Regions from separate parts of the Homo sapiens genome. Here region 2 is linked to region 1. The links are chromatin loops, found by intact Hi-C in ENCODE. Cell type or tissue: CD4-positive, alpha-beta T cell. All regions are shown on one strand. Each heading gives the region's core, and the rest is flanking DNA. Links, peaks and the distances in the headings are about the cores only.

Region 1 (10,693 bases), core at 1,428-9,427:
GAAGATAAACAGTTATTTTTACCATTCATTCAACCCATTTGCAGGGATGGTGAAGCACTGCCTGAGGCAGGGTGGGAAAGGCAAGGTGCTCAGGGAGGACAGAGAAAGACCCACCCAAAGGCAGCTACACTGAAAAGTTCAGGTGGCAACTTGTGGTCATGAAGCGATCTTTTCCAGCAGTCCCATCAGCTCTCAAGTTTCCCTTCTTAGGGAGGAAAAAGCTCCCCATGTCCCATGATCCTGTACATGTCTAATCCTGTCACCCATAGCCATCAGCAAAGAGGGCAAGGCAGATTATTCCAAAGACAATAGCAGTTAACATCCCATAGTGCCAAACCCATTCTTAGCCGAAAGAGACTTTACCCAGAGGGGCCTCTAACCCTCCTTAGTTGGGCCTCTAACCCAAGGTCAGTCAAGTGTCCTTGCCTTTTATGAAGAGGGGCCTCTAACCTACTCTGTCTTAGGAGAGACCCTAACTCCCCTAAGTTAGGCCTGCTACCAAATCCCATTCTTTACCTGGGTATACACACCCCACTTACCCAAAGTCCGCTGATCACTGCTGTAGTCTATTTCCTTTGGGTGGGAGGTCTCCTCAGTATCAGCCCTTTTGTGGTTCATGAGAAAAATGTTACTGGACCCCACCCACCACTTACCCAAAGTTAGCCTCTGGGTCGGGGCGGGGGGTTCCTCACTATAGTCCCTTCAGTGGTCACAAGAAAGATGTTACAGCAAAGGGTCTGGAAGAAGACCCCAAGAGAGGGTTCTTAGATCTCGCACGAGTGAATTCAGGGCAAGTCCACAGAGTAAAGTGAAAGCAAGTTTATTAAGAAAGTAAAGGAGTAGGCCAGGTGCGGTGGCTCATGCCTATAATCCCAGCACTTTGGGAGGCCAAGGTGGGCAGATCATGAGGTCAGGAGTTAAAGACCAGCCTGGTCAATATGGTGAAACCCCATCTCTACTAGAAATACAAAAATTAGCTGGATGTGGTGGCATGCACCTGTAGTCCCAGATACTCGGGAGGCTGAGGCAGAAGAATCACTTGAACCCGGGAGGTGGAGTTTGCAGTGAGTTGAGATAGTGCCACTATACTCCAGCCTTGGCAGCAGAGCATGACTCTGTCTAAAAAAAAAAAAAAAAAAAAAAAAAAACAGTAAAGGAGTAAAAGAATGGCTACTCCATAGACAAAACAGCCCCAAGGGCTGCTGGCTGCCCAGTTTTATGGTTATTTCTTGATGATATGCTAAACAAGGAGTACATTATTTCTGCCTCCCCTTTTTAGACCCTATAGGGTAGCTCCCTGACATTGCCATGGCGCTGGTGGGAGTGTAGCATTGAGGACGACCAGAGGTCACTCTCATCGCCATCTTGGTTTTGGGGGATTTATTGCAACCTGTTTTATCAGCAAGGTCTTTATGACCTGTATTTTGTGTGACCTCCTATCTCATCCTGTGACTTAGAATGCCTTAACCATCTGGGAATGCAGCCCAATAGGTCTCAGTCTCATTTTACTCAGCCCCTATTCAAGGTGGAGTTGCTCTGATTTAAATGCCTCTGACAGTTGTCCCCACTTTCAGTTGTTCCATGTTTCCAGACCAAACCAAAGTCTATCTCACTTATACGGATTGGTGTCTTATGTCTCCCTAAAACATATAAAACTAAGCTGTAACCAGACCACAATGGGCACATGTCCTCAGGATCTCCTGAGGCTGTGTCATGGGTCATGGTTCTCATATTTGGCTTAGAATCAATCTCTTCAGATATTTTACAGAGTTTGGTTTTTTTTTTTTTTTTGGCAACAAGTTCCTCATTGCAATATTGCAATTAACCTTAAACAAACTACTGTGTGTCCAGTCTAATGTATCAAAGAAATACAATTATCTGAAAAAGCTCTAAATATGCCTCCTTTTTCCAACTACTAATTTATGAGGCTGGGGTTTTTTCATGAAGTTTAGCCAAGACATTTTGATTGAATGCAGACTCAGATATGAAATCTACAAAGCCAGACTTATTAAATAAGTTTGCAAACATATAAAACAACGCCAATCTTGTAAATATTTTTCTTTTGCCTTGGGGAATATATTATGAGAGTTTGGCTCTGGTTACTATATGCTACAATAGTTTTTAGGGGCTTACTTTCCCCATTGCTTTGTAAATGATTCTAACTCCTAATTGAATTCAATTTCTTTGTTTCTTCTAGTAACATCTATCCCACTCTGATCATTTCCTGAGGTTTCCTAAATGTTCTTTTGTCTTAAGACATAGCCCCACAACCTCTTTTATCTCTTCAGCTTTAAAATATCCCTCAAGGTCACAGACACACACAGAAGGAAGACCATGTGAGGACACAGAAGGAAAAGTCCTGGAGAGAGGCCTCAGAAGAAACCAAATCTGTTAACACCTTGACCCTAGACTTCTAGCCTCTAAAACTGTGAGAAAATGGATTTCTGCCGTGTAAGCCAAAAAAAAGAATAAAATATTTTTAGAACAAAAACAACAAAATAAAATGAAAATAAAAAAGCAGCAGCAATTCCAGCAGACCTTGCCAATCCATCTCTGTTGTATTTTCTGCTTGCAAACTGTCCTAACCTGCTTCAGCGTAAATTCATTAGACACCAGGTGGGGTGGCACAGTGGTGAAGGTCTGTCCCTGCAGCTGTCACAACTCAATCCCACTTAATCTAACTTAATTTCAGAGATTCTCTTCCTTTGGGTAGTCTCTAGCTAACGGTATTCTCCTTCCATTGATGGAGCTATTTCTGTCTTATTATTTTACAAGAATTAATCGCACCACAGTTTCTGTTGTTGCCCAGCATTTGTTCAGGGCCCTTTGTGCCTGCAGAATCTTCTTCACTAATGAGGGCCGTGATCTATCTTGACAAGAGAAGGAGCCTTTTTCATGCTCTTCAGCTCTTTGAGAATTTTCCACTTCCCCCTAGAGATGCTGATTTTTCTAGCCAAGAAATTGCTGTTTCCGTATCTCCTTCTGATTTAAATATACCGCCTCTGTTTAAAATCAGGGCTGGAAGTAAATTAAGCATATAATGGCTTGAACTCGTGTGACTCACCAATCCAGTCTCACAGTAATTGTTTTTCAATGATTTCCCAGGTGAAGTAATGCTGGTCACCATTGGAATAGAGTTTTGCAGGTTTAATGAGCTCTTCTGTTTCTTTCATCCAAATACTCGTCAATACTGCCAAGAAATGTTTGATTTTCCACTGGCGTCACATGGAACGGAGCTGTGTGTTCAAAGGGTCTGGCACTGTCACTGGGCCACATGCCAGTCCTGTGGGGTGGAATGTGTCCTATCTTCTCGGGAATCAACACCAAAAGTCTCACCCTCTTATTTACATAGTTTAAAAAGATTAATTCCAAGAGAAAGAGTACCTAGTTAACTGTTTCCCACATGGTATGTAATTAAAAGCCCAGCCTCTGAAGCCAGATTTCCCGAGTCAAATTCTACTTACATCACTTTACTAGCTGGGTATTTGCGGGTAATTTACTTAACTTCTCTATTCCTTGGTTATTTCATTTATAAAACAGAAATAATGGTAAATCCTACCTTTCTGTGAAGATTCAGTTAAAACCTGTAACATACTTATAGAATAGTACCTGGCACACAGAAAGCATCGAGTTAGTACTAGCTAATGTTAGGGAGGGATTGGTGTTGGAGCATGGATATAATTCTAAGTGGCAGAGGCGATACGTGACAGAAGTGCACATTAAAAATTGTAGTTTTCCTTGTTCTCCATGTGTTCAAAGTACCAGAAACCAGTTGGTGAAGACAGGCTTCCAGTCCAGCTCTAGCCTCCTAGTGAGGACTGCCAGGCTATGGAAACTGGGCCTAGAGTCACGCCCATTAGCCCTCTCTGCCCAGAGCAGAATCCAACCGGGAGTGACAATGACCACAGTATGGTGGATGTCACATCATCTAATGTTGCTAACCTAGGTCTGGATAGTTGATTTGCCCCAGTGTATGGATACGTAAAAGAATTCAGTCCTGTGAAAATATGCTGCATAACAAGAAAAAGGAACACAATGAAGACACAGGGTCTTGATCAATTTCATGATATAAAATGAAAATGTGCCCAAACCCAGCCAGAGCTGGTCGCATCACATGTCACTGTTCTGTGATCGCCTCCACATGCGTGCCTCTCCCATTTCAACTTGGGTGTTTAAGGGCAAGACCAAGTCTCCCTCATCTTTATAACTAAGGAATAACAATAAAGAAAGCTTGTTGGAGAGCTGGGGTTGAGCTTGAAGCATTGTTTTAGACACATAAAGTTTAAGGTGCATATTAGATGTCTGTGTGAAGAAAAGGAGAAATGGAAGAAAGAGAAAAGATGGAGAAATAAACGTGCTAAAATGCGAATTTTATCATTGATTAAAGTTGGGAACTAATAAATAGTGTCTAAATGCACAGTTCCAAGATTGTGCACATAGTCACCCTGCGGCACCCACAGTGAACTCATAGGAATGCCATGGGGGATTTCACCAAAGACATACAAATGGCCAATAAGCACATGAAAAGATGCTCAGATCATTAGGCAGTAAGGAATTGTAATGAAATCCACAATGAGACACCATTGAACACCCACTAAAACAGCTGTAACAACAACAGGGGCAGACCAAAACTAATGCTGGCGAGGGTGTGGAGAAACCGGAACCTCGCACATTGCTGATGCGACTGTAAGCCTGTGCACTTTGGGAAACAGTTGGCAGTTTCTCAAAACAATCAAACATAAACTGCCATCAGTCAGCGAGGCCCTGCCATCCTCCCCAAGGTCTCTTGCTCCTTGATGCCCATTTGATGCCCATCCACACCTCCCGAATCTGTTTCCAGCTTTTTAAGCCTTTGATTACCACTTATCCTTGGATTTTCCATTCAAATAAAATACGAAAGTGCCAATGAGGAGAAGCAGCTACTGAAACGAGTATCTGAGTATCTCCCAGTCTTAAAGTCAGGAGAGATGCCCACAATCATTTGACGCAGAGGGTCCCTTAAGGGCACACGTTTACACCTCCTCTGTGGACCTTGGTCTCCAGGCCCCAGAGTGGGGAAGAACTTACACAGAAGTCACATTCCCTAGAGAAAAGCAGGGAACCAAAGAAGGGGAGGGCTTGTCAGCTCCACTCAGAATGAACAGACAAGAGGGGCCGGGTTATCAATTACCATCTGAAAAGGGAACTGGGAAATACTGCTCAAGAACGAGGCTGCGTAACTTCTGTGAAACTTTTTAAGCTTTGCAGTTGCCCAGTGTTTGCCTATTTTTGCTATCCATTGTTTCCTTCCTCACTGTGATTGTACAAAGTTGAAGAGGTCTTAAAATCAAAGACAGTAAAAGGCTGCCATCTCCTGTTAAGAGCCGCAGATGCACTGGACCATTAAGTGCTTCCCAGCGCCACCTGGTGGCCAGCTTCACTCAGTTTTCATGCCGGCTGGAAGTAAATCCATGAAATGCAAATAACGTAGTGGATCCTCATTGGCCAGCTATCGTGAGACACCTGACGTATTACTGTTAACCAACTCACGCTACTGTGCAATGGAGCGCTGAGACTCATTCCTCCCAACTGCAACTGTGTCCTTGCTGACCAACCTCTCCTCATCAGCCATCCACCCCTGCCCTCCCCAGCCTCTGGTAACCACCATTCTACTCTCTACTTTTAAGGTCAATGAACAATGGTTTAAGTATAAGTGACAAGGAAAATTCACAAAATAGCAGTTAGATTTTTGACTCTGTGGGAGATAAAATACAAGTCACACACCTACACACGCATGTGTTCACAAGAGTGCTACATGCAGATGACTGTGTCACCTGCTGCATGGCACTATGCCACTGAATCCTAACACCTCTAGGTAGACAGTGACAAAGAGTTTAAAGGTTTAAAAGGTTAAGTAATTTGCACAAAGTCACACAGCTAATGAATGATAAGGAGTCACGAACATGGAAAAATTAAAGGTCCATGGTGGTGGACAGGGCCTGATCGTAGGAAGGTCAAGAGACTCTCCCATTTCCTCAGTCCTTTGTAAACAGTCTTCTGATTAAACTCTCCCTGGAAATTTGGTCAAACCATGACACCCCACCCTCAATCCTACCCCCACTAGGGCGAGGCTCCCATGAAGCTCTTGCACCAGTCATGTCTTTTCGTTTTGGTGACACCCGCAGCAAAGTCCTCTCTTGAGGCCAAGCTAGAAGGTTTCTACACATCCCTGCACATCTGGAAGGCTGGGCAGGGAGGTGGATGAGAAACTGAGGAATGAGGCAATGGCAATGATACTGGTCGCAGTAACAATGCATTCTTCCTAGAACATAACTTGGGCCAGATGCTGTCTCCACAACCGGGAGGTGCTGCAATTCCTCCACTGAGTGGACAAGGACACTGAAGGCTGGGAGGTGAGGCAGTCTGCTCAGGATCACAGAGCTAGAAAAGCACAACTTTTATCTGCAGAACCCACACCTCTGACTCAGCTGGCCTGCTTGTGATAGAGTGAAAATGGGAAGTGATGTGGAGGGGAACTGTCCCCAAACAGTCCCCTTCAGCCACTGGGCAACACCTCCATATCTTCCCTGAACCTGATGCAGAGGGAGGAGGAAATGAGAGGCTTGTTTGGAGGCTGATGTGGGGGACACAAGAAGCGGGAAGAGACCATGGAGTAGACATCAATTTCTTTCTGGCTTAACTCATTTTGAATAGGAGCCAAGGGCCTGTGAGTTGAGAAGTTATATCCCTGGAGATCCGGTATGAATCCCAGGGCACAGGAGCTAGGCCAGATTCACTGAGCAGACAGCAAAGACAGGGATCATGGCGTCTGGACCACAGGAAGTCCATTAACCCACACCCTCTACCAACGCCTGGGCGTGAACACCATGCTCTGCAGGGCCTCCTTCTGATACATGAATCTAAACAGGCTGAATGAGCAGATGTGAGAAAGTGAGCTGTATTTCATCTCCGCTATGGGGGTTCCCCAGGTATAATCTGACTTATCAGAAGACCGTATTAAAAACTAGTATTTAGGAATTAACCAGCTACTTGGGGGGCTGAGGCAGGAGGATCACTTAAGCCCAGGAGGCGGAGGTTGCAGTGAGCTGAGATCACTTGACTATACTCCAGCCTGGGTGACATAGTGAGACTCTGTCTCAAAAAAAAAAAAAAAAAGAAATTAAAATTCAGATTTTTAAGGAAGAAAAAAGCCTCTTTATTGAACTGAAACAGTGTCCCAGACTTATCCCATTTTCCTTCTCACTGGGGGAAGGGAAGGACTCTGCTTTAGAATAACCTGGGGGTCACTGGCAGGGCACAGAAGGAAGTGTAGGTGACGCGGGCTGGCCTGGGGCACAATGGGTGGAGCTGCGCAATGGGGCAGAGACACATTACACTGTTTCCTCAGCTCTGTAGATGGCTTAAATAACTCCATAAGATAAAGTTTTCTTAAAATGTGAAGGCAAATTTCACTGATGACTCATCAGTGTATTTGTTCAGAGTAGAGGCCACACAGGCTGTCTTGGAGAAACCCCATTGCCTTCACTTAGAACACACTCAATTCTCCAGATTTGTCAGAGAAGGTGGCTCTTACATCCCCCTCTGACTGTGTGGCTCCTGTCCCAGGCACAGCTGCCCTGGCGCTGTGATGACAGAGGAGGGTCAACATTGCCAATAGTGTCTGTGCATCTGGGCTGAGCAGAAACAAGGAAGGGGAAGCGTCCTCAGTATTCTATGTGGAAAGGATAGTCTTTGTGATTTTTAGTTCTGAAAAACAGAAAAACAAATCAAAAATAGGAACAAAGAATGATTATTTTTTAAGAGAAACATTTTAAATGGTATATACTTTTAAACTCCCCAGTGCATGAAATTAGCTTCATTCAGTGGCTCATCTTCAAACAGGAAAGAATTATAATGAGAAAGTTTAATTAATCTAAAATGTGTATGATAAATACCTATTCAGACACCAATCATTCAATCTGTATATTCTTCCCTCTGTTTTAAAAAGAAGGAGCCATATTTACATGGGGAACATGGCCAGTCGGAGATTCCTGTTTAGGCTGAGGATGTTATCCATATCGTGCTGTGTTAATTCAAAATCAAACACCTGGAACCAAAACACAATGTTTGTAGAAAACTTAGTTTAATTCACATTTAATGGAGCACATGTTACCTACATAGCACAGTGCTAGACCTGCAAGGGACACAAAGATGTAAAACAAACACTTCATCAGACACTTGGAACTTCCCTGAATCACAGCCTGGATTCCCCAAATGCCCTTTGATTTTGATCATGTGACTGGTGTTGGCTTGGCCTTGGCTACATTTAGGAAGCCTTGGACAGATGGAAATATATACTGCACTCATCTTAGTGGAATAAAGGACATATGGGAATTGTTAAAAGTTATAGCGGCTGGGCGCGGTGGTTCACGCCTGTAATCCCAGCACTTTGGGAGGCCAAGATGGGCAGACCACGAGGTCAGGAGTTTGAGACCAGCCTGGCCAATATGGTGAAACCCCATCTCTACTAAAAATTTAAAAATTAGCCGGACATGGTGGCATATGCCTCTAGTCCCAGCTATTCAGGAGGCTGAGGCAGGAGAACCGCTTGAACCCAGGAGGTGGAGGTTGCAGTGAGCCGAGATCGCACCACTGCACTCCAGCTTGGATGACAGAGTGAGACTCCATCTCAAAAAAAAAAAAAAGGATGGCACAGAATTTTTCCCACTGACTCTGCTACCCCTCAAAACCCCAACAAAACAATTTGTTCCATACACCTGCCAACTAGGGACCCACTTGGCCCTGGGACTATGAACTCTAACAGTACCCATATCACAGAGTACATTTTCTGAGTGATCCATTTTTCTTCCTTGAAAATAGTATTCTTCTCAGCCCTTCCCTCCCCTTTTGTTGTCCCCACACACTGAGGAACAGGACCCATGGCCACAGCATCAGCATCCACCCCGGCCTGGCAGAGTGGCTGTCTTGCGGCGGGAGGAGGGGTGCACTGAGTGATTCCAATGCAAGGACCTGGAGCACCCCAGGCTCTTCCCCACAAGAGCCTTCCCCTCCTGAGGGCAGGAGAAAGTAGCCTCAGCGTGTCATCTGGAGGTAGTGGGGAGTGCTGGGGCCGGGGTAGGCGGATTCTTGGGTTTAAGGGGAACAGCAAGCAGTTCTAGAAGACTCCTTATAAAGGGTAGGCAGCCTTGCAGCAGCAGTTCTGAGCGGCACTGGGGCCACAGGGGGCGGGCCGGGGCAGCCCCCTGCACTGGATGCCTTTCTCCTCCCTGGTGAGTCTTGTGGACCTGGCTCCCACCTCCTCCTGACAGCATAAGCACTTCCTCCGGCCCCTCCTAACCCGCCGCTGCTGTCTGTCCTCAGCCATCAGATCACTTCGGCTTTGGCCCTCAGGTCTCACGTCAGCCTGGTCCTGTCTCACTGCCTGAGGATGGCATTTCCCCTCAGTGTGTAGCAGACCTAACAGAGGAATGGGGGCATCTCAGCTGGGCCCAAGGTCCCCGTGTCACATTCACTTTTGCTAGGCCATGGGGATCCCGGGCATTGAGAGCCACGACGGCAGAAGGGCAGAACTGGGGCGATGTGGCCCCCTGCCACCTGCTGAGCTGCTCACTCGGTGGCTCCTCCCATGGGAGGGTCAGATAATCTTCCCCAGCCTATGTCCTCCCAGGGGCAATCCTAGCTGCCCTGCAGGGCACAGAGGGCACCTTAGGCCAGGCCCCCATTGAGGGGTGACAGCATGCTGGCAGCCCCCATTGAGGGGTGACAGCATGCTGGCAGCCCTCACAACCCTCACTAGCTCTCCGGGCCTCCTCTGCCTGGGCTCCCACTTTGGCGGCACTTGAGGAGCCCTTCAGCCCACCGTTGCACTGTGGGAGCCCCTTCCTGGGCTGGCCGAGGCCGGAGTCGGCTCCCTCAGCTTGCGGGGAGGTGTGGAGGGAGAGACGCCGGTGGGAATCGGGGCTGCGCGTGGTGCTTGCAGGCCAGCACGAATTCCGGGTGGGTGTGGGCTTGGTGGGCCCGGCACTCGGAGCGGCTGGCAAGCCCTGCTGGCCCTGGGCAATGAGGGGCTTAGCACTCGGGCCAGCGGCTGAGGAGGGCGTGCTAGGTCCCCCAGCAGTGCTGGCCCACCGGCGCTGCGCTCCATTTCTCGCCAGGCCTTAGCTGCCTCCCCGCAGGGCAGGGCTCGGGACCTGCAGCCCGCCATGCCTGAGCCTCCCCTGACCCTCCGTGGGCTCCTCTGCAGCAGGAGCCTCCCCAACGAGCACCGCCCCCTGCTCCATGGCACCAGGTCCCATAGACCACCCAAGGGCTGAGGAGTGCCGGCACACCGCCCGGGACTGGCAGGCGCCTTCACCTGCGGCCCCGTGCGGGATCCACTGGGTGAAGCCAGCTAGGCTCCTGACTGGTGGGGACTTGGAAAACCTTTATGTCTAGCTAGGGGATTGTAAATACACCAATCGGCACTCTGTATCTAGCTCACGGTTTGTAAACACACCAATCAGCACCCTGTGTCTAGCTCACGGTTTGTGAATGCACCAATCGACACTCTGTATCTAGCTACTCTGGTGGGGACTTGGAGAACCTTTGTGTTGACACTCTGTATCTAGCTAATCTAGTGGGGATGTGGAGAACCTTTGTGTCTAGCTCAGGGATTGTAAATGCACCAATCAGCACCCTGTCAAAACAGACCACT
Region 2 (10,693 bases), core at 889-8,888, 1.0 Mb before region 1:
CCAGGCTGGCGTGCAGTGCTCACTGCAACCGCCACCTCCTGGGTTCAAGCGATTTTCCTGCCTCAGCCTCCCGAGTAGCTGGGATTACAGGCATGCACCACCACGCCCGGCTAATTTTTTAATTTTTATTAGAGATGGGGTTTCACCATGTTGGTCAGGCTAGTCTCACACTCTTGACCTCATGATCTGCCTACCTCAGCCTCCCAGAGTGCTGGGATTACAGGCATGAGCCACCACGCCCAGCCTAGATAAATTTCTTAAATCCTCTCTAACTGGTTTTGTTATCTTTAAAACTATTTTCAACCCAATCAGGTTAGAAACAAAAATATTTTGATCTAGTATAGGTGAAGTTGTGAAGATGGATTACGGAAGATATTGAAAGAATTGATATTTTTATTGGGCACTATCAACTCATGAGGTCAGTATTGCTCCAGGGATTGTGTTTTAAGTCCATGTGATTTTTGTCACCCCTCAGCCCTGCATCTGGCCTGTGCAGGTCAGCACTTGGCCTGTGCCAAGTTTCTCCTGCAGTCGGGACTGAAGGATTCTGAAGACATCACGGGCACCCTGGCTCAGCAGCTCCCAAGGAGAGCAGATGTCCTTCAGGGCTCTGGCCATAGCGCAATGACATAAGGATGTTTCCAAGAGGAGGCAATAAAGTGCATGGTAATTCATATCCTGCTTCTTAAGTCAGTCACAGATTCAGCGAAACCAGTTGGAAGCCAGTTTTCCATCTCCTCCACTTCCTCCCTTCCCTCATCCTGCATGTTCCACTCCTGCTGAGGAGTTCCCAGTGATCAGGGGGCTGAGTTCCCAGCTCCATGACAGGCACATTATGGAGTCCCAAGCACAGTCATAATCTTCCCGTAGTCCATATTTCACTCTTTGTACTCTTAAAGTAGAATAGATAACGTTTGCGCGATCAGGCTGTGGGATCCTTAGAGAAGCATGTACCATGCATGAATATAATATAGCATACACACTTTCACAAACATATGAAATATCTTATAGTAACTGCTGCATGGTAAGGCTGTGATAATAATAACAAAAATATCACATACGTTGCTATTAGCTTGAGCTATAAAATGCAGTTGGCCCATTTAATTTCTTCCTTCATAAGCTTTTACTTGGCCATTACAATGGTTCACTTTTGGTTTCGTAGCCAAGAAGGACATACTTATAATCTGTTTACACAGGCATTTACAAGAAATTAATAAAAACTTTTATATATTCTAAGCACTGCTAGTTAAGCTATCAAGTTTTAATCTTGAGGGTTTTTGTTTGTTTTAATAGATAAATTCAGTATTGACCCCCTTCAAGTAATAAATACATGTAAAAAATGTAACTAAGGACCGGGCATGGTGGCCCGTGCCTGTAATCCCAGCACTTTGGGAGGCTGAGGCAGACAGATCACTTGAGGCCGGGAGTTCAAGACCAGCCTGGCCAACATGATAAAACCTCATCTCTACTAAAAATACAAAAATTAGCCAGCTGTGCTGGTGCATGCCTGTAGTCCCAGCTACCAGTGAGGCTGAGGCCCGAGAATTGCCTGAACCCAGGAGGCAGAGGTTGCAGTGAGCTGAGATAGCGCCACTGCACTCCAGCCTGGGCGACAGAGCATGACTCCGTCTCAAAAAAAAAAAGAAAAAAAGAAAATGTAACTAAGATATTTACAAAACTTCTGTTAACCTGAGTTTAAGAATGGGGTTTTGTCTTTAAAACCCATTTTTCTGGCCTGTCCCATCCACCCACGGAAGCCTGTGACTTAAGGAATGAAACACTTGACATTTAGCTTTAAAAAATATTATAGCCTCTTAAACGGAGTAAAGATAGGATGAGTCCTCAGGCATTTAGATTCTTTTTCTACTTTTTTTTCCTTTTCTTTCTTTTCCTTTTTTGATCCTTCTCTCTGAATTGCAAAGAATAATTATTAGTCTAGATCAGGCTTTTTAATCATTGTATGCATCAGTCACAAGCAACATTGAATCCTCTTATTCAGTGTGATCCAGTAAGTGCTTATTACACACCCACCTTACTCTCAGCGTTGGGCTCGGTTTGGCACAGAGCAAGAATTTCCCGTTCGTCTTAATTATTCCCAGATGGCATCAGCGGATTCCTGTTTCTAACCACCAAATCAGTGTTCTGGTAGAAACACTCCTGTCTTGTGACCTCTAAATTACACACTCTCCATCTGCACTGATTTGAGATGTAGTTACCACTTTTCTGTTCCTCCAGAGATGCCTGCGTCAATGCCCTCTAGGTCTGAAGATGGTCCTGTTGTGCGGCTATTTCACGTGTACAGGTGGGACTGAAAGATCAGTCTGGGACTGCCCTCTTTCCCCTCAGCACACACATGAGCAGCTTTGTGTTTGCAGCAGCTGCGTGCACGATCAGCTTCCACTTGGCTTTGCTTCTGCCCTTACAAACCAGCTGATGATGATGACACAGCATGTTACACTGTTGTCCCCGGTTTTCCTAGATTCCACGCACCTTTGTAATAGAAACCGTGGTTACTGGATGCCACTGCTGAAACTACTAAACACCCAGAGATGGCAGTGATTATAAGAACATTAATCGTGGGCTGGGCGCGGTGGCTCATGCCTGTAATCCCAACACTTTGGGAGGCTGAGGTGGGTGGATCACCTGAGGTCAGGAGTTCAAGACCTGCCTGGCCAACATGGTGAAACCCAGTTTCTTCTAAAAATACAACAATTAGCCCGGCGTGGTGGCATGCGCCTGTAATCCCAGCTACTTGGGAGGCTGAGGCAGGAGAATCGCTTTAACTCCGGAGGCGGAGGTTGCAGTGAGCCGAGATCGTGCCACTGTACTCCAGCCTGGGTGACAGAGCAAGACTCCATCTCAAAACAAAACAAAACAAAAAAATTAGCCTGGCATGGTGGCAGGCGCCTGTAATCCCAGTTACTTGAGAGGCTAAGGCAGGAGAATCGCTTGAATCTGGGAGGCAGAGGTTGCAGTGAGCCGAGATTGCACTACTGCACTCCAGCCTGGGTGACAGAATGAGACTCTGTCTCAAAAAAAAAAAAAAAAAGAACATTAATTGCAGCAAAGAGAGTAGCAATAATAGAATAATAACCAGATGTTTCCATAACAATAATATATGAAGAATGCTCTGGCAATGATAACTAATATTTTTCTATTACTCCCTAATTATAGTTACTTTACTCACCTCCTTTGGGTCTTTACCTACAAGCCACCTTCTCAGCGAGGCCTGCCCAGGCCACCCTATCTAAAATTGTGTCCTTTTCTTCAACATTTGATATCTTCTTTCCCCAGTTTATTTTTTCTTCTTAGCATTTGCTATTAGCAAATGTACCATATAATTTATTTATTTTGTTGATTGTTTTTCTCCCCGACTGGTATGCAGGCTCCTTGGACTGATTTTTGTCATTTAAATTTAAAATTATTATATAGTTAATGAATGGGCGATAAAAGCCCTTTATGTGCATTGAGCACTTAGTAAATGCGAGATAGTGTGCTAAGCCCTTACCTAGATTGTCTCATTTTGTCCTCTGACTCTTGCACCCTGCAGCCCCTTCTCATTATTATTCCCTCTGGAGCATCTTTTCCCATACACACTTTCATGAAGAGTCTCTACTTGATACCCTCAGCTCATAGGCACCTCCCACCCCCCGCAGTCTGGCGTCGTTGTTGCTGCTCTGTGCAGACTCTTCCTTTCAGATACCAGTGACGTCCTGCTTGCCATTTCAAGTGATGTACTTTTAGCCCTTAGATTACTGACCCTTTCAGTTCACTTACTGATCACTACCCCTTCTGGACTGTTGCCACATGCAATAATGCACTCCTGGGTTTTTCTTTCTGCCTTTTCCTTCTCTGCCTCTGCACTCCTCTGTCAGGCTGGCCCTCCGTGCTCATGCGTACCAGCTTCTGTCTCCAGCATCTCCGTCATTCTGGATTTTCTCCTGAAGCGTTGTCGTCCATGCCTCGGGTTTCAGCTACACCCTAATGTCAGTAACACTCAGATCTCTCTCTAGCCCTTACTTTCCACTGCCTGCTTACGTTTCTGCATGGATGTTCTGAGGCCATCTCACATTCAGTTTATTCAAAACCCAGCCTTCCCCACAACCCACTGACATACAGGCCTGCATTCCTGCCTTGGTTGGTGGCATCACAGCTCACCCAACCTGTGTTGGAAAGCTGGGGGTCAGTCATGACTCCTCCCTCTTAAGGAGTCCCTGCAGAGGACAGCTGCTGGGCGGCTCTCTAATCTGCCTGTTCCACACCATCCCTACTGCGACTCCTGCCCAAGCTCTCTCACTCTCCTCCTAGAGAGTGGCAGCCATGTCTTAAATACACCTCTCCAAGTCCTCAAATCCACCCTCCACATGGCTGCCAGGGCGTTCTCACTAATGTGACCAAGGGCATTGATTGCCAATTGTGGCTTAACCTGCCTCCCAGAGCACGTACTACACTTGCCAGGATTTCTGATTGCCTTAACTAACACCCACTTCCACCAGGGCTGTCAGCTTGTCCTAAAAGCACACCCGCTCCCATGGTGAGTGTGTGTTACTAAGCTCAATCAAAGCAGAAGTCTCGCCCAGGCACGATGGCTTACACCTGTAGTCCCAGTATTATGGGAGGCTGAGGCAGGCAGATCACAAGGTCAGGAGATCGAGACCATCCTGGCCAACATGGTGAAATCCCGTCTTTACTAAAAATACAAAAATTAGCCAGGCGTGGTGGCACCCGCCTGTAATCCCAGCTACTTGGGAGGCTGAGGCAGGAGAATCACTGGAACCCGGGAGTTGGAGGTTGCAGTGAACCAAGATCACCACTGCACTCCAGCCTGGCAACAGAGCGAGACGCCGTCTCAAAAAAAAAAAGCAGAAGTCGCTGAAAAGAGATGCAAAGAGGTAAAAATTGTAATGACCTGAAAATAGCGAGGACCTAACATATATTACCAAAAAAACTTACACGAGAAAATACACAAGACAAGAGGGAAAGGATCACAAAATGGAAACGAGATGGCAAAAGTCAGGCTAAAGAAGCTGGAGGGAACTATAGGGAGGGTGCTCAGACAGTGAGAAGAGGGAGGAGCAAGCACTGAATTTAATTTAACCCAGGACGTTGCTAGAATCCACCAGCAGGTGGCAGACCAGAAAAATGTCCCTTTTAATCTCCCAGACTTTTGTTTGTAAGGCCTATTGTAAAATACAGAAGATAGTAAAGGAGAAAACAAAAATAATCTATAGTTCCACCACCCAGATGGAACCACTCTTATTTTCCCTTAGTCTTTAAAAATGCATATAGGGCTGAGCACGGTGGCCCCTACCTATAATCCCAGCACTTTGGGAGGCCGAGGCGGGCAGATCACTTGAGGTCAGGAGTTCAAGACTAGCCTGGCTAATATGGTGAAACCCCATCTCTGCTAAACATACAAAAATTGTCCAGGCGTGCTGGGGACGGTGGCTCATGCCTGTTATCCCAGCACTTTGGGAGGCCGAGGCGGGCGGATCATGATGTCTGGAGATCGAGACCATCCTGGCTAACACAGTGAAACCCTGTCTGTACTAAAAATACAAAAAAGTTAGCTGGGCATGGTGGCATGCGACTGTAGTTCCAGCTGCTTGGGAGGCTGAGGCAGGAGAATTGCTTAAACCCGGGAGGCGGAGGTTGCAGTGAGCTGAGATCATGTCACTGCACTCCAGCCTGGGCGACAGAGCAAGACTCTGTCTCAGAAAAAAAAAAAAAAAAAGATTAGCCAGGTGTGGTGGGGCACACCTGTAGTCCCAGCTGCTTGGAAGGCTGAGGCATAGAATCGCTTGAACCCAGGAGGCAGAGGCTGCAGTGAGCCGAGATCACACCACTGCACTCCAGCCTGGGTGACAGAGTGAGACTCCCTCTCAAGAAATAAAAAATAAAATGCAGGGCCGGGCGCGGTGGCTCACGCCTGTAATGCCAGCACTTTGGGAGGCCAAGGGGGGCAGATCACGAGGTCAGGAAATTAAGACCATCTTGGCTAACACGGTGAAATCCCGTCTCTACTAAAAATACAAAAAATTAGCCGGGTGTGGTGGCGGGCGCCTGTAGTCCTAGCTACTCGAGAGGCTGAGGCAGGAGTATGGCGTGAATCCAGGAGGTGGAGCTTGCAGTGAGCTGAGATCGCGCCACTGCACTCCAGCCTGGGCAACAGAGTGAGATTCCATCTCAAAAAAAATACCTACATAAAAAATAAATAAAATGCATACGGTTGAGCTGATGCTGCACGTGCAGTTTTTCCCTTAACTTTGTTTATTTATTTATTTTGGAGACAGTCTTGCTGTGTCACCCAGGCCGGGGTATAGTGGCGTAATCTCGGCTCACTGCAGCCTGCACCTCCTGGGTTCAAGCAATTCTCATACCTCAGCCTCCTGAGTAGCTGGGATTACAGGCGCCCTCCACCATGCCTGGCTAATTTTTGTATTTTTAGTAGAGACAGGGTTTCACCATGTTGGCCAGGCTGGTCTCAAACTCCTGACCTCGAGTGATGCGCCCGCCTCAGCCTCCCAAAGTGCTAGGTTTACAGGTGTGAGCCACCACACTTGGCCCTCTAACTTTATTTTACAAGCAAATCCTAATGCTCTTTAAAACTTTGTGAATGTCGTGTTTCATGGCCGTCTTATGCTCCATCGTATTACTGTCCATATTGAGTCTTGTGTGTTGCCTCTTTCATTGGTTTCCGTTTTTTTAAGATGTAGACAGAGTAATCTCTGTCAAATTCAACTGGAGGCAAGGGCGGCAGGTTGGGGACAGAAACGGCTGTTGGATTTGATCACTGGAGGTTGGGCCATGCGAGTGGGTGGGAGATATGGGCTGCACAGGGGCCTGAGCAACTCTCTGCACCCTTGGCTGCATTGTGTGGTGAAGGAAAGGAAAGAAGAAAGCAGTTTGACAGGACAGTAGTTTTCTCCGAGAGGGTGAGTGAGGGGATGAGCATGTGGCATGTTTACAGACTGGGAAAGGAGCCCACAGAGGGAGGAAGCCAGCGGTGAGGGAGTGAGGGCTCTGTGGGATAAGGCTCTTCGGAAGGTGTGGGAAGTAGGCTTAGAAGCCCTTGGGGAGCTCAGCTCCAGATGCAGAAGGAGAGTTTCCTTCTCAGAGGCATGAAGGAAAGAAGAAGGGCAAGAAGGAAGAAAAGTTCAGGGCAGAGCCCACGTGGGCGCCTCATTCAATGCCAGTATCTAGGAGGGTGGGGGATTTGTGGAGCACATTTATTACGTTTCCTACAAGAATGGATAATAATGTGGACTTACATTTGGCAGTTTTTACACTTTTTTAAATTACACTCTTTCAGTTGGAAAGAGTGATGTGGTGTGATATTTATTTATTTATTTATTTATTTATTTATTTATTTATTTGAGTTGGAGTCTAGCTCTGTCGCCCAGGCTAGAGTGCAATGGCTCAATCTCGGCTCACAGCAACCTCTGCCTCCCGGGTTCAAGCGATTCTCCTGCCTCAGCCTCCTGAGTAGCTGGGATTACAGGCGTGCGCCTCCACACCTGGCTAATTTTTCTATTTTTAGTAGAGACAGGGTTTCTCCATGTTGGTCAGGCTGGTCTCGAACTCCCAACCTCAGGTGATCCGCCCACCTTGGCCTCCCAAAGTGCTGGGATTACAGGCGTGAACCACCAAGCCTGGCTGCGTGACATGATTTTTACTGAGAAGGAAACAAGATGGGAGTGAGGGCTGGCCTCTGCCAATCGTGGTGACGACAGGGACTTGATTGGCCTGTGTGATTAACCCACCCTGCAGCATTTGCAGAACCTGCCTCCTCCTACCATGCTGAAAATGTGATTGACTTGATACTGAGGACAGGCCTGGGCGCTCCTGGGAAAGCACGGGGAGTGGATGCATTTATCGGCCCATGCTCTGTGCAGCTTCTGGCCTGAGCACAGCAACAGGAGGGTTCTGCAGGCATTTCAACCAACATGACACCTCTCCTGGCTTCACCACAGGTGAACCAGGTCTCTTGTTACTCTTCCTACTCTGGAAGGCCCAAAGCATCCTGAAGGGGAGTGACACCCTGGGGGTAATTGAAACAACATTTTAAAAATAGCAATGGCCAGGCACGTGGCTCACGCCTGTAATCCCAACACTTTGGGAGGCCAAGGCGGGCAGATGGCTTGAGACCAGCCTGGACAACATGGTGAGACCCTGCCTCTACAAAAAATACAAAAAATTAGCTGGGCGTGGTGTGCCTGTAGTCCCAGCTACCAAGGAAGCTGAGGTGGGAGAATTCCTTGAGCCCAGGAGGTCAAGGCTGCAGTGAGCTATGATTGCACTTTTGTATTCCAGCCTGGGTGACAGAGCAAAACCCTGTTTCAAAAAAAAAAAAAAAAAGCAGTAGGGAGGGAATGAGGACTGGCTGGTGCCCGGGCAGAGTCGCAGGGAAGAGAGGCCAAGAGCCAACGCTGACCTCACTGTGCGGGTGCACTGGGGGCCCCTGCGAAGCTGACCTCACTGCGCAGGTGCACTGGGGGCCTCCGTGAAGGGGTCGGTGAGGAGCTGGACAAAGATCAGAGCAGGTTTGAGAGAGAATGGGAAGGCAGAACCTGGAGCTTGCAAATGAAGCAGTGGAGAGGGATGTGGATCGATGTTTTGGTTTTTTTAATGGAGCAGATTACAGTTTACAGATTGCTGAGAGAATGGTCCAACAGAAAGTGAGGAGGAGGAATGAGTCTAATGTCTGTACGAAGCAACTAGAGTCTTGTTAAAATGCAGATTCCTTCAAACCTAGGGATCCTGAAAAAAAGAAAAATGCAGATTCTCAGAGGGAGAGAGTCCAGGGGTGCGGGGGCCAGTCAAAAAAACTACCTACTGGATACCATGCTAAGTGATGCGATCCTTACTGCAGACCTCAGCATCACGCGATATACCCAGGTAACAAACCTGCACATGTACCCCCTGTATTTAAAATAAAAGTTGAAATTAGAAACTATTAAAGATGCAGATTCCCACCCACCCACCCCTCCCCCCAGCAACCCCCAGCTGCTTCCAGCTAGTTCCCAGGGGCGGCCATAGCTGCTGCATTGAGTAGCTTCTTGTGCATGAGGAGAAATACTCGCGTTCACCCTGCCGGTTCCTCCCCAGCCTCAAGAGGGAAAGCTGAGCAGAAGGGTGCTGAGCAGGAGCTGGGGCCCTTGGTGCTGGGAAACACCAAGCTGTCTTCTAGGTGCTTCGACTTCTCAGTGAAATAGGAAAGCAGGTGATCAGCTGAGAGTGAGGATGTGGTATGGGAGGTCTGACGAGTTAGGGAAGGGTGAAATAGTCCATTAGGGGAGCAAAGGCCTGGGCAGTGCTTCTCAGGCCCCCACCTTGCTGGACACAGGTGGCTGGGCAGCCCCAGAGAGCTGGGCCTGTAGGTCCAGGGTGGACTCTAGGAATTTGCATTTCCTTTGTTCTTTTCCTTTTTGTAATGGTTTTACTGAGGTATAATTGGTACACAAAGCTGCACATCCTTGATATATACAGTTTGATTAATTCAGACATATTTGTGCTCCCAGGAAACTATCACCACGGCCAAGGCAATAAACACATCCCTCGCCTCCAAAAGCAGGGTATCTAATCTTTTGTCTCCCTTGGGCCACATTGGAAGAAGAATGATTGTCTTGGGCCACACATAAACTACACTATCACTAAAGATAGCTGATGAGCTTTAAAAAAAAAAATCGCAAAACATCTCAATGTTTTAAGAAAATTTACAAATTTGTGTTGGGCCACATTCAAAGCCACCTGGGCCACAGGTTGGACAAACTTGTCCAAAAGTTTCTTCCCGCACCTTTGCTTTCTTTGTCTTTTTGTGGTATTGTGTCCAGAATTTATTCCTTCTGGTGGGTTCTTGGTCTTGCTGACTTCAAGAATGAAGCCACAGACCTTGCGGTGAGTGTTATGATCTTAAAGATGGTACATTCAGAGTTGTTTGTTCCTCCTGGTGGGTTCGTGGTCTTGCTGACTTAAGGAATGAAGCCGCAGACCCTCGCAGTGAATGTTACAGCTCTTAAGGGTGGCGTGGGCCCAAAGAGTGAGTAGCAGCAAGATTTGTTATGAAGAGCAAAAGAACAAAGCTTCCACAGCGTGGAAGGGGACCCGAGTGGGTTGCCGCTGCTGGCTGGGGGTGGCCAGCTTTTATTCCCTTACTTGTCCCCACCCACATCCTGCTGATTGGTCCATTTTACAGAGTGCTGATTGGTGTGTTTACAATCCTTTAGCTAGACACAGAGCGCTGATTGGTGCATTTTTATAGAGTGCTGATTGGTGCATTTACAGTCCTTTAGCTAGACAGAAAAGTTCTCCAAGTCCCCACTTGATCCAGGAAATCCAGCTGGCTTCACCTCTCAACCCACCCTCTAAACGGAACACCCCAACTGCTACTGGGAATTGGGTGATGACCATTCTAGCTACTTCCTGCTGGATAGGGGCAAAGAAGGGTCCCTGCAGTTGTAGTGTCCTCTAGAGGGGAACTCTTTAGGCCAGTCAAAGGGCCAGCAGTTTGGTCCAGGGGTCCTCAGTAGAAGTTAGTTGAGCTCATTTGGGGTTCCATTTGTAAGACCATCTGTAGCTTGATGGCCTCGATCCTAGAGGAAACAAATTTGACAAAGAGGTTAAAAATACAGGGCCCAAAGGTGAGTAATAGCAAGATGGATGTCACGGGACCTAGAAAGGGGAGAAGTCATGT

What was found. Hi-C counts contacts between places; a loop is a spot of excess contacts. Peaks named below come from ENCODE experiments on the same cell type or tissue, not always from the same donor. Only the 100,000 strongest peaks of a DNase experiment are listed, where the experiment ranks them.
Region 2: it touches region 1 in a loop (4-fold over the local background); 3 of 110 quality-filtered maps call a loop at or near these places.

The regions. Positions count from the first base shown.
Region 1 is chr10:4,844,541-4,855,233 of GRCh38, reverse strand. AKR1E2 (aldo-keto reductase family 1 member E2) reads right to left here. Exons shown (of 10, transcript NM_001040177.3): 9 at 8,004-8,086; 10 at 7,172-7,746. The coding sequence ends at 7,704. Among named protein-coding and RNA genes, the nearest start is that of AKR1E2, 24 kb to the right of the region's middle. RefSeq lists an enhancer at 5,243-5,537. In CD4-positive, alpha-beta T cell, for the core only: a CTCF peak has its summit at 5,382 (motif pointing left); DNase peaks (open chromatin) are centred at 5,403, 6,503 and 7,531.
Region 2 is chr10:5,868,070-5,878,762 of GRCh38, reverse strand. It overlaps ANKRD16 (ankyrin repeat domain 16), which reads left to right. Exons shown (of 8, transcript NM_019046.3): 7 at 476-666. The coding sequence ends at 633. Among named protein-coding and RNA genes, the nearest start is that of ANKRD16, 16 kb to the left of the region's middle. In CD4-positive, alpha-beta T cell, for the core only: a CTCF peak has its summit at 5,124 (motif pointing right); a DNase peak (open chromatin) is centred at 5,102.